Regions from separate parts of the Homo sapiens genome. Here region 2 is linked to region 1. A link is an interaction called in ENCODE POLR2A ChIA-PET data of the cell type or tissue named here. Cell type or tissue: GM12878. All regions are shown on one strand. Links, peaks and the distances in the headings refer to the core of each region. The heading gives the core; the rest is flanking DNA.

What was found. ChIA-PET counts read pairs that join two places held together with the same protein. Peaks named below come from ENCODE experiments on the same cell type or tissue, not always from the same donor. Only the 100,000 strongest peaks of a DNase experiment are listed, where the experiment ranks them.
Region 2: POLR2A ChIA-PET joins it to region 1 with 5 read pairs; 6 of 35 experiments call an interaction of 5 or more read pairs at or near these places.

Annotation. Positions count from the first base shown.
Region 1 is chr1:157,173,859-157,178,858 of GRCh38, forward strand. All of the region lies in intron 1 of LOC107985211 (a long non-coding RNA gene), which reads left to right. Among named protein-coding and RNA genes, the nearest start is that of ETV3, 38 kb to the left of the region's middle. In GM12878, for the core only: no CTCF peak of the experiment used is centred there; a DNase peak (open chromatin) is centred at 2,983; H3K4me3 peaks cover 1,051 bases; H3K27ac peaks cover 2,349 bases.
Region 2 is chr1:157,077,030-157,082,594 of GRCh38, forward strand. No RefSeq gene overlaps it. Among named protein-coding and RNA genes, the nearest start is that of ETV3L, 20 kb to the right of the region's middle. In GM12878, for the core only: no CTCF peak of the experiment used is centred there; no DNase peak of the experiment used is centred there.

The sequences.
Region 1 (5,000 bases), core at 1-5,000:
GTCCATAAGGAATGGGGCTAACCCCTGTAAATGAGGAGTTGTTTTCCCAGTGAACAGCTCCTGCTGGGCTCTCCCTTTCCTCTGTGCCCCATCGAGAGGGGGCTCAAAGGTCTGTGGGCACGTTCTGGGGTTGCAGTTGGGATCTGCAGAGACCACAGGCTTCCCTGGGGGGTGGAGCAGCTGTGACCTGAGTCCCTGGTGGGTTTGGAGGTTGGACTGGGTGATGTGGCCTGTCCTCCTCCTCTGCTGGATGAAAGAGAGATTCTGGAAACCAAGAACTGAGAAGGAACTCTTGAGATAAAGGAAGTCCTGCAGAAAGGCACCTGTCTGCTGTGGTTGGAGTGCGAATGTCACCAACACACTGACGTTGGGCGGGAGCTGGCCCTACCATAGGCCCAAGCTGTCTCTCCATCAGTGGGGCCTTTCCCAGGTTCAAAAGGTAACGTAGTTGGCATGATTGAGGTGGCGAAGACTAGGATGAAAACACCTTGTGAAATGAGACCATGAGCCCCGAGGGAGGAGGGCAGGGCTGGCCACCTCCACCTTAGAGTATGAGGGTCCCCAGTGAGACCACCGAGGCTTTTCAGGCCAGCATGTGTGCAGGGCTGTGCTGGGCGTGAGGCAGTGCAGGCCTGTTTGTGACTGGCAGAGTGTAGACGGAGGTGGCTGTGGTTGGTCCAGGGCTGCCTTGGGGCCCAGAGGCTCTGGATATGGAGCCACAGGCCTTGGTTCCTCTTCCTGGGGGTGGTATGAGGGAGGTGAGATGCCGCCTGGGACAGGCCTGGCCTCCCTCTCCCTTGGTGTGGCTCCTCAAGGTCTGAAGTCATCCTAGTGTGGCAGACTCACTTCACTGAGAGGGGACTTGAATTTGGAAAGACCATTGGTTTGGGAGGCCAGGGACCTGGTCCGAGGCCTGGCTCTGGCCAGTTACTCACTTTCCACACCTTGGGTTTACCAGCTCATCTCTTTGCAACCTCAGTTTCCTCATCTGTAAAATGAGAAAGTGATCATAATGATACCCATGTGCCCCTCACAGGTGACATGCCCCAATGTGACCATGGGTCAGACTCTCCCCATTCTTACCCCATGGAACTTAGTTCAGGGCAGGCACCTGTCTCATTGCCACGGACACAGGGGCCCAGTTCAGTGACCTGAGCATAGGACCTCTCATCAGCTGCCTTTGGGGGCTCCTGACCCCCAGAATATTTTTCTCTGGCTGCTCAGCTTCATGAGGTGAAGGTAGTTTCCAATTGTCTCACAAAGAATGGTGAGGCTTTTGACATTTTCTCTTTTTTGTTATAGTAAATAAATTACATAAGATATATTAGTTCCTTATGGCCTTCATACCAACACAGGTCAGATAGAGAATTTCATATTCCGTTTTCCATTACATCTTTTAGTGGCAGACGACAGCATCCTCTTTAGCTTTTTTCTTTAGGAGAAAATGTATTATGAAAACATACATTTTAGTTCCATGATTTTTTGGTAGAATGAAAGAAACAAACTCATGCCAGAGATTCCAGAAATGGTGTCCAGAGCCACAATGCAGAATTGGGCTGTGGAGAGAGCTGCCGCCTGTGCCGTGGACAGAAAGAAAACTGCAAGGTCAGGGCTAGGCGTGATGGCTCATGCCCATTATCCCAGCACCTTGGGATGCTGAGGCAGATGGGTCACCTGAAGTCAGGAGTTCAAGACTAGCCTGACTAACATGGTGAAACCCCGTCTCTACTAAAAATACAAAAATTAGCTGGGCCTGCTGGTGGGCACCTGTAATCCCAGCTACTTGGGAGACTGAGGCAGGAGAATTGCTTGAACCCGGGTGGCAGAGGTTACAGTGAGCTGAGATTGCATCATTGCACTCCAGCCTGGGCAACAGAGTGAGGTCAGGAGCTGCTGGTTGTGACCATGCCATTGCTGCCAGCCTTCCTTGCCCAAAACATGGCCTGCACCTTGCCTCCACCCCCATGTAACTCAGTCTCAGTAAAAGTTCTGTGTATGTGAAATGACCTGTGGGACCTCAGCTGAAATGTGTCTGAAAAATGTAGTTTTGAGCTTTTCATCTCCTGCAGTACAGGAAGGCATCCTAGGTCAGGGGCATAATGGGTGTTGGATGAGCCTGTTTATAAAGGGAATGTGCCAGCTTGCCCTCAGAGATCTGCCTGAGCTTGGTTTGATCCCTGGCCAGGGCTTGACACAATGAAGCCTCCCTATGCTTCTGAAAATGTCCAACTTTACTGTCTCATAGTCCCCCACTTTCTTTCCGTCCCAGTCTAACCCTTCACACCTGCACCCACACCTGCTGTCTTGGCTCTGTTCTGCCCTGGTTTCCAAGAAAAAACCCAGTGGATCCAAGAAGGTGCTTGGTCATTGACTTCACTGCAGCTCTGGGTCTATCTCAGGGAGGCATCAGATCTCATTGGCCATAGACAGGCTTCCCCTCTTTGCTGTCACTTTCATGTCTGCCTCCTTCCACAGCCTGAGTCCTGACACAGGACCACCCTCCTGCCTGTGATGCCCTCTGGGCTGGGTGACTCAGTGACCCTTCCTCTAATTAGTTCTCTGAGGGAGCAGCCCGGCCAGGCTTGGTTCCCGTCACGCTGAGATCCTGAGGGTGAGCGCAGATGAGCTGCCCAGATTTTGATTCCACATAGGAAGGATATTCTAACTCTAGAACTTGTGGACTGCCTTTTGCAGTAACTTCCCCATTACCAGGTAGGGGAGTGAGAATCAAACCAGTCTTGAATATCTTCTCTCCTGGGAATCTGTGGAGCAGTTCTGGGTGAGAGCACAGAGTGCACTCAAGGTGACGTGCTTGGGGACACACAGTGGGATGGGAGAGTGGCTGTGATGTCAGCGATGAGTCCTGAGCTTGTGGTCAGGAGTCCAGACCCTGTGCCTTGATTAGCTGTGTGACCTTTCACAGGTTCATAAGCCCTCTGAGGTTTGGGTTTCACATCCATTAAATGGATTTAATACCCAGAAACCTACCTTGAGGTGGTCATGGGGTCAGGCCTGCAGCTCCAGCCTTCGGGGTGTTCTGCCTGTGCAGCCATCGGGGAAGACCAGGTGGGGAAAAGGAGGCGGTGCCTTGGGGTTAGGAAAATGATACTGCTCCCCCAGGGTAACGGAAGGGGGAACTCACAGATGTTGTGGTGTATCTAGGTCTGGAGAGAAGAGGCTCAGCAGGAGGTGGAGAGTTTAAGGCAGCTGAGGCTGTGGCAGAGGGAGTATGCAGCTCTCTGTCCTGCAGGAGCAGGGCTGGGAGGAACTTACAGGGGAAGTCATGGTTCAATCCAGCCATGGCTGAATGGCTTTCTGTAGACTGTCAGCTTCTGTGGGGGTCTGTCCTTACCCTGAGTGTATAGAAAGGTGACTAGCACTAGTGGGAACTGAGAAACCATATGGCCACCAGCAAAAGGTAAATGCCAGGATTTGCAATGGGGATGTGGGGAGTTTACACTATCCACGAGAACTTTGTTCTTTTGCCCATAGCTTCTTACTTAGGCAACTGACAGTTGAAGTTTTTGGAAAATCTAAACAGAAATCTGGCTGGGCACGGTGGCTCATGCCTGTGATTCCAGCACTTTGGAAGGCCAAGAAAGGTGGATTGCTTGAGCTCAGGAGTTCAAGACCAGCCTGGGCCACATGGCAAAACCCCATCTCTACAGAAATTAGCTGGGAGTGGTGGTGCCTCAGTTACTTGGCGGGGCTGAGGCGGGAGGATCGATGGGCCCAGGAGGTTGAGGCTGCAGTGAGACAAGGTTGCACCGCTGCACTCCAGTCTGGGTGACAAAGTGAGACCCTGTCTCAAAAAAATAAAAAAGAAGAAATTTAATTTACTAAATAAGGCAGTGACAAAGGAAAGCCACTGAACTCAGGAGTGGCATAGCCCAGCCTTGCTGTAAGAGGGTGACTTCTGTGCCTGACCATAGGCTGACACTGGTCACCAGGGCCACCTGGGGCAGAGCTGTGAACCCAGGGAAGCATCAGGGGAGGGTGTGGGAGGGAACACCAAGCTGGCTGTGCCCGCAGGGACGGGACAGTCTAACAAACTGCCAGGAACATCACAGAGTGAGGTTGTACTTTCATTTCTTCTGCAATTACTTATTGAGTGTGTGTGGTACTGTAGGGACTGGGAGGGGATGAAAGAGCTGAATGGCTTTCTCTAGACTGGTGGCTGTCTCCCCAGTAGTAACTTGCTAGCCCCACCCTTAAAGTGGGGAAGGGCTCCTGTGCTCAAACTTGTCCTTCCCTCTTGCCTTCGTTTCTTCCTATGTTTCTTCTGCAGCTGAACAAGCAGCAGGCAGCCTGCCATGGGGCCCTGCTCTGGGGCCAGTCCCTCTGCTGGGACTCAGGGCTCCTGGGATTCATCAATCTCCTCCTCAGTGAGTGCAGGGTTCCTGGGAAGGGAGGGCAGTTGGGTGGGGCTGGGCTAGCTGGGTCTGACCACTGGGTGGGCTGTTCAGGTTCCGCTGTCTTTGGGCCACAAAAAGAGAAAACCACTCTGTTATGATTTACAAATGCAGCATATTTGGTTGGAGCCCCAGGATAGAAATAACAAAAAGTCCTTTTGGTGGTGAGGAGGCTGGGAACCCTGAACTAGGGCAGTCTTGGTGGTATTGAGGGAACCTTTACCAGGGAGGTGGGGCCGCTTCTGCTGCAGTAGGAGGGTGGCCTGATACTGCCTGGAAAGAGGGATGGAGACAGACAAACTACCTGCCTGGAAAGAGGGATGAAGACAGACAAACTACCTGTCTCCTGGGGAAGAGAGGGTGGGAACAATACATTCCCAGCCAGGAACTCAGAGGTGCTCTGACGGTCTTTGCAGCTGTCCTGTGGAGGAGGGGCAGAACTAGAACCCTGCTGTCTGAACTGGAAGAAGCTCCTCTGTCCTGGGCTTCTCCGTTGAAAAAGGAGAGTGAATATGAACTCCCCTGCCTGGGCTTGGGGCTCACAGGTCATCACAAAGGAGAGGACACTTGGAGGTCTCAGGTTTATCT
Region 2 (5,565 bases), core at 1-5,000, 97 kb before region 1:
TGACTACAACCTGTTGGATTTTGTAATAACTGCTCCCTTTGGAACATAGCATGTTCTCTGTTTGCCTTAGTCTCTTTCATGTTCCATTGGGTATGATATGCCTGACCCTGTAGGCCTTTGAGTTTGAGACCCTAGAGCAACCTCATATGGATCAAATTTTCCCAGGCTCTCAGACATTTACCCCTAGTTCTCTCTTTCTCACACGAATGGGCATTATGTATTGTGGGTTAGTAATAATAATAGCTGCAGTATTGGGCAGGCATTATATACACATCTCATGTATTAGTTATGATAACACAGTGAGAATAGATTTCAGGTATTAAACCTATTTCACCCATGAGGAAAACAGTCTTGAAGAAGTTAAAGAACTTTCCCATAATCACACACATAGTAAGCGGTGGAACTGAAATTTAAACCCAGGTCTCTCTATGCATTTGGAATAAATTTCAATCTTCTGCCCACAGTCAAAGGGACACTGCATGATCTGGCCCTAGCCTTTCTCTCTAACCTCATTTCATGCCTCTCTTTCTGGGTGTTCCCTGGTTCTGCACAAGATTATCTCCTTGTCATCTTTCATGTCTCTGCTTAAATTCCATCTCCCAGAGAGACCTGTGATCATTCCAAATTCACTCTCCCTTCCTCCTCCTTCTTCTATCCAAGCAGTATGTTGGAGCTGGCTTGTACTGGCTCATATTGGCTAATGAGAGCAATATGGTAAATTTTGTGGAATTTGGCAAACCAATTGAAGTCACATTGGTAGCTTGAAATTGGTCATGGTGGGAGTATTTACACCATGAAAATCAGCAAACATTTCAATTTTGTGTTCTCCCCCAACTCTTTTTGTTTGCTTCATATCACTTATCACAATTTGAGATTATGTGTTTAGTTTTTTTGTTGTTAGATAACAATACCTTCCAGGGGTTTTGTGATAATTACATGGTTTATATCTATAAAGTTCTTACAATATTATCTGACATATAGTAGACACTCAGTAAATGTTAGTTATTATACTTAATTTCATGAATATAGAGTCTATGTGTATTTTGTTCATTGTCCAGTGGTTTGCCAAAGCCAGCTTGTACTGGATCACAAGGGCCGATTGTATACATCTCTTCCCAGTTCTACATTCACTGATATTGACTGTGGTGGGAGTATTTACACCATGGTAATTGGTAAATGCCTTAAATCAGGATTTAAAAATTTCTGTTTTGGGAGATCAGGGTCCAGCATGCCATTATCTAGTAGAGTGACTAGGATTGAGTAGACACCCCATAAATACTTGTTGAATTAATAAATGCATGACATTGGCTGGGTGCGGTGGTTCACGCCTGTAATTCCAGCACTTTGGGAGGCTGAGGCAGGTGGATCATCTGAGGTCAGGAGTTCGAGACCAGCCTACCCAACATGGTGAAACCCTGTCTCTACTAAAAATACAAAAGTTAGCCAGGTGTGGTGGTGGGCGCTTGTAATCCCAGCTACTTGGGAGGTTAAGGCAGGAGAATTGCTTGCAGGAGGCGGAGGTTGCAGTGAGCCGAGATTGCGCCATTGCACTCCAGCCTGGGCGACAAAGCGAGACTCCAACTCAAAAAATAAATAAATAAAAATAAAAATAAATAAATAAATACGTGACATTAAAGTCCATATGTTTAATCATTTCATTAGGGTCTTTTCAGCCATGCCTTGAACTGAGTAGGACTGAATGCAGAATTCCTTAATATAGAAGACCCTTTCTACAGATATCCCTGGGGTGTTAGCACACATTACCTGGCTGCTCTCCAGAAGCAAACCTTAGCATTCGTCCCCTCCAGTTCTGGTTTCTTTGAAACATTTGACAAAGAGGAAGAGAGATGAGAAGTAAGAAGGCCATCATCCTGATGACAGGGTTTGTTTCGAGTTCTCAGAGTCAGCACCCGCTATCTCTGTGTGGAGCCTGCCATTGGGCTGCTATTTGGATTTTGCAGCCTTGAGGTTTCTGTGAGGATGCCAAGGTGGATGAGGAAAGGTCAGCAGACCCAGTGTGCATACTAGACTAATGAGAAAATGATGTGTGGAATTGAAGGGAGATGTTTGAGAATCTGTGGCAGAGCCCCTGGTTGTGTGGGGGTCCCTGAGAAGGTAGGCATGGGGCATGGAAAGGGAGGATAGGAAGTAGGCAGGATCTTGTTGAAGAGGGTGCTATTATAAGGCCCTTTAGGGGAAGGTTCATGTGTGGGACTCTCTGTGTTAGAAGCAGGTGTGAGATCATGTGTCAACATAGCTGTCACTTCCCTTCTTTCAGTCTCCTTTATTCTGTAAAATGATAGTGAAGCTTGATGCTCCCCTGGAGGGTGTGTGTTGGAGAAAGATGCGGATGGAGAAGGGAAGGTATCTTTGTCATTATAATTATTAGTACAGGTATAACACAGTAGCTTCACCACAAAATGTCATTCTTGCTTACACCTTCCAACAACAGTACATGCTTTTACAATATTTACTTTTTTTTTTTTTTTTCAGACAGTGTTGCTTTGTTGCCCAGGCTGGAGTGCAATGGCGTGATCTCGGCTCACTGCAACCTCTGCCTCCCGGGTTGAAGCATTTCTCCCACCTCAGCCTCTCGAATAGCTGGGATTACAGGTACACGCCACCATGCCTGGCTAATTTTTGTATTTTTAGTAGAGATGGGGTTTCAACATGTTGGCCAGGTTGGTCTTGAACTCCTGACCTCAAGTGATCTGCCCATCTTGGCCTCCTAAAGTGCTGAGATTACAGGCGTGAGCCCCCATGCCCTGCCTACAATGTTTACTTGATCTTCCTACTTGATCTTGTGAGGTAATAATGGTGGGCAGGAAATATTTACTTTAAAATTTTTAAATTTTATGTAAGTAATATGGTATTGTAGTTTTAAAATCGTAAGTATAAAATATATGCAGTGAAAAATCTACTTCTCTTCTGTCCTCTATCATCCATTTTCTTCTCCCCAATAGGTAACCTCTATTGTTCTTGTTTATCTTTTCAAACATTTTATTTATTTATGTATTTATTTATGTATGTATGTATTTTTGAGGTGGAGTCTTGCTCTGTCACCTAGGCTGGAGTACAGTGGCATGATCTCAGTTCACTGCAGCCTCTGCCTCCTGGGTTCAAGTGATTCTCCTGCCTCAGCTTCCCAAGTAGCTGAGAGTACAGGCGTGCACCACCACACCTGGCTAATTTTTTAATTTTTTTATTTTTAGTAGAGATGGGGTTTCACTATGTTGGCCGGGCTGGTCTCGAACTTCTGACCTCAAGTGATCCACCCACCTTGGCCTCCCAAAGTGCTGATATTACAGCCGTGAGCCACCGTGCCCGGTCCTTTTCAAGCATTTTAGTACCTAATCAAGTCAACACAAATCTATATATGTATTTTCCCCCTTCTTAAACAAATAGTAAAATCCCACATATACTCTTCTGCTCCCACTTTTTTCTTTTAAGACAAACTTGAGAGGTAATTCCACATCAGTACATAATAAGCTTCTGCTTTCTTTTTGACAGTGCATAGTGTTCCGTTGTATGGATGTACCATTATTTGTTTAATCAGCACACCAAAGGTGGACATTTAGGCGCTTCCGATATTTTTCTTTTGAAATCATGCTGCATCAAATTTCCTTGTGATTTTGCACCTGTACCAGTATATCTGTATCATCTCTGTTTCATAGTTGGGGCAGCTGGGGCTCGAGGTGATGAAATGACATGTCTAAGATCACAGACGGTCATCAAAGCAAGTTCTACAGCCCAGCCACCGTCAGAGTTTCTCTCCAGTACAGCATGGAGCCTGGATTTTAGTTCAGCAGCCCTTGTTGCGTGTTGCCATATGCCAGACCCTATCTAGGCCCTATCTAGAGCTTGATAGGGCCTCGTCCCTGCCCTGGGGCAGCTTACATTCCAGGGTAATTTGCACACGATGCAGTCAGTGCTATGATAAAGCTAGGCACAGAGGAAAGGCAGTTGACCCTGCCTGTGGTGTCAAGATGAGCTTCTGGGCCGGGAAATATTTAGGCCGGGTGTGGTGGCTCACGCTGTAATCCCAGCACTTTGGGAGGCAGAGGTGGGCGGATCATGAGGTCAGGAGATCGAGACCATCCTGGCTAACATGGTGAAACCCCGTCTGTACTAAAAAAAAGTACAAAAACAAAAAAATTAGCTGGGCGTGTTGGCGGGTGCCTGTAGTCCCAGCTACTCAGGAAGCTGAGGCAGGAGGATGGTGTGAACCCGGGAGGCGGAGCTTGCAGTGAGCCGAGATCGCGCCACTGCACTCCAGCCTGGGCGACAGAGCAAGACTCCGTCTAAAAAAAAAAAAAAAAGATGAGCTTCTGAGCAAACTCCTAAAGGATTAGGAGGAGTTAGCCTAAGAAGACGGCAGGCATGGCCTGTCAGTCGGAGGGATGAGCAGACATCCAAAGCACAGAAACACAAGCGATTTGGTACCACCAGGGTGCCAAGCGGGTGTTGGGAAGTGGCTGCAGAAGTGTGTCTGTGAGTGCGTGGGGTCCAGTGATGAGCTCCTGGATTCCATGTTGTAGGGAGCTTGGGCCTGGCTCTTTAGGTCTCATCTGAAGTCCATGGACTTTCTAGGAAAATGTTAACTTTTGTGTCTTACTTTTAATGATAATATAAAAAACAAATGAGATAATCATGGTTTGGATCATCTGGGTGGCACTTTATAACCTGTATTGCCAAATGATTTCAGTGTCTGCATTCGTCTTTGTGTTTGTGATGAGCTGGCACCAAGTAGTGCTGCTTTAATTGTCTCAGCTAATTAGAAAAGAACAGAGGAGGACTTAATATGTAAATGATGCGTTTGAGCCTGGAGGAGGCCAAATGTCCTCCCAGCAGGCTGAATGAACAAAGGGTGAGCAGAAGTTCCAATAGAGAAAAGTGGTGGGAGAAGTGAGTCATTGCACAGCGTGCCAAACTCCAGAGACCCTGAGCTGGAACTCTCCATTCCACGATCGCATTTTGTGCAGCAATTAGTTTCAGCAAACATCATCTGTCACAATACATTAATGTTTTTATTTTAAAATGTATTGGCTTTATAGTTTTGTTTCTATTTAATTGGTAAATTGCCATTGCTTTTATAGTTTTATGTGCCATAAATATATATTTATACCTAGTTTTATGTCTATATCTTTTTAAATGACATTATAGTACATATAAATTATCATCACTAGGGGGATAGAGAGATTTTTTTTTTTCCTTTCAGGGGAGCCATTGAAGAGTTTTAAGTTAAATGATCAATATGGAGTATGGATTGGAAAGGGACAAGATTAGACTATCTGTAGGGCCTAAACTAAGTCAGTGTAGAGTTGTCCAGGAGAAAGCAGATTTCGGAAATGTTTAGAAGGTGAAACTGATCGGATCTGGCAACCTACTGGGTATAGGCGGTGGGGGAAAAGACAGCATGGGCTGACACCCTGGTTCCTGCTTTGGTATAATTGGATGTATTGTGGTGTCATTAACTAAAGCAAGGAACAGAAAGAAAAGGAGAGCGGAAGGCAGCACCAGGTGTTGAGACAAAGAGTTCCATTTTGGACATGCTAAGTTTGAGAT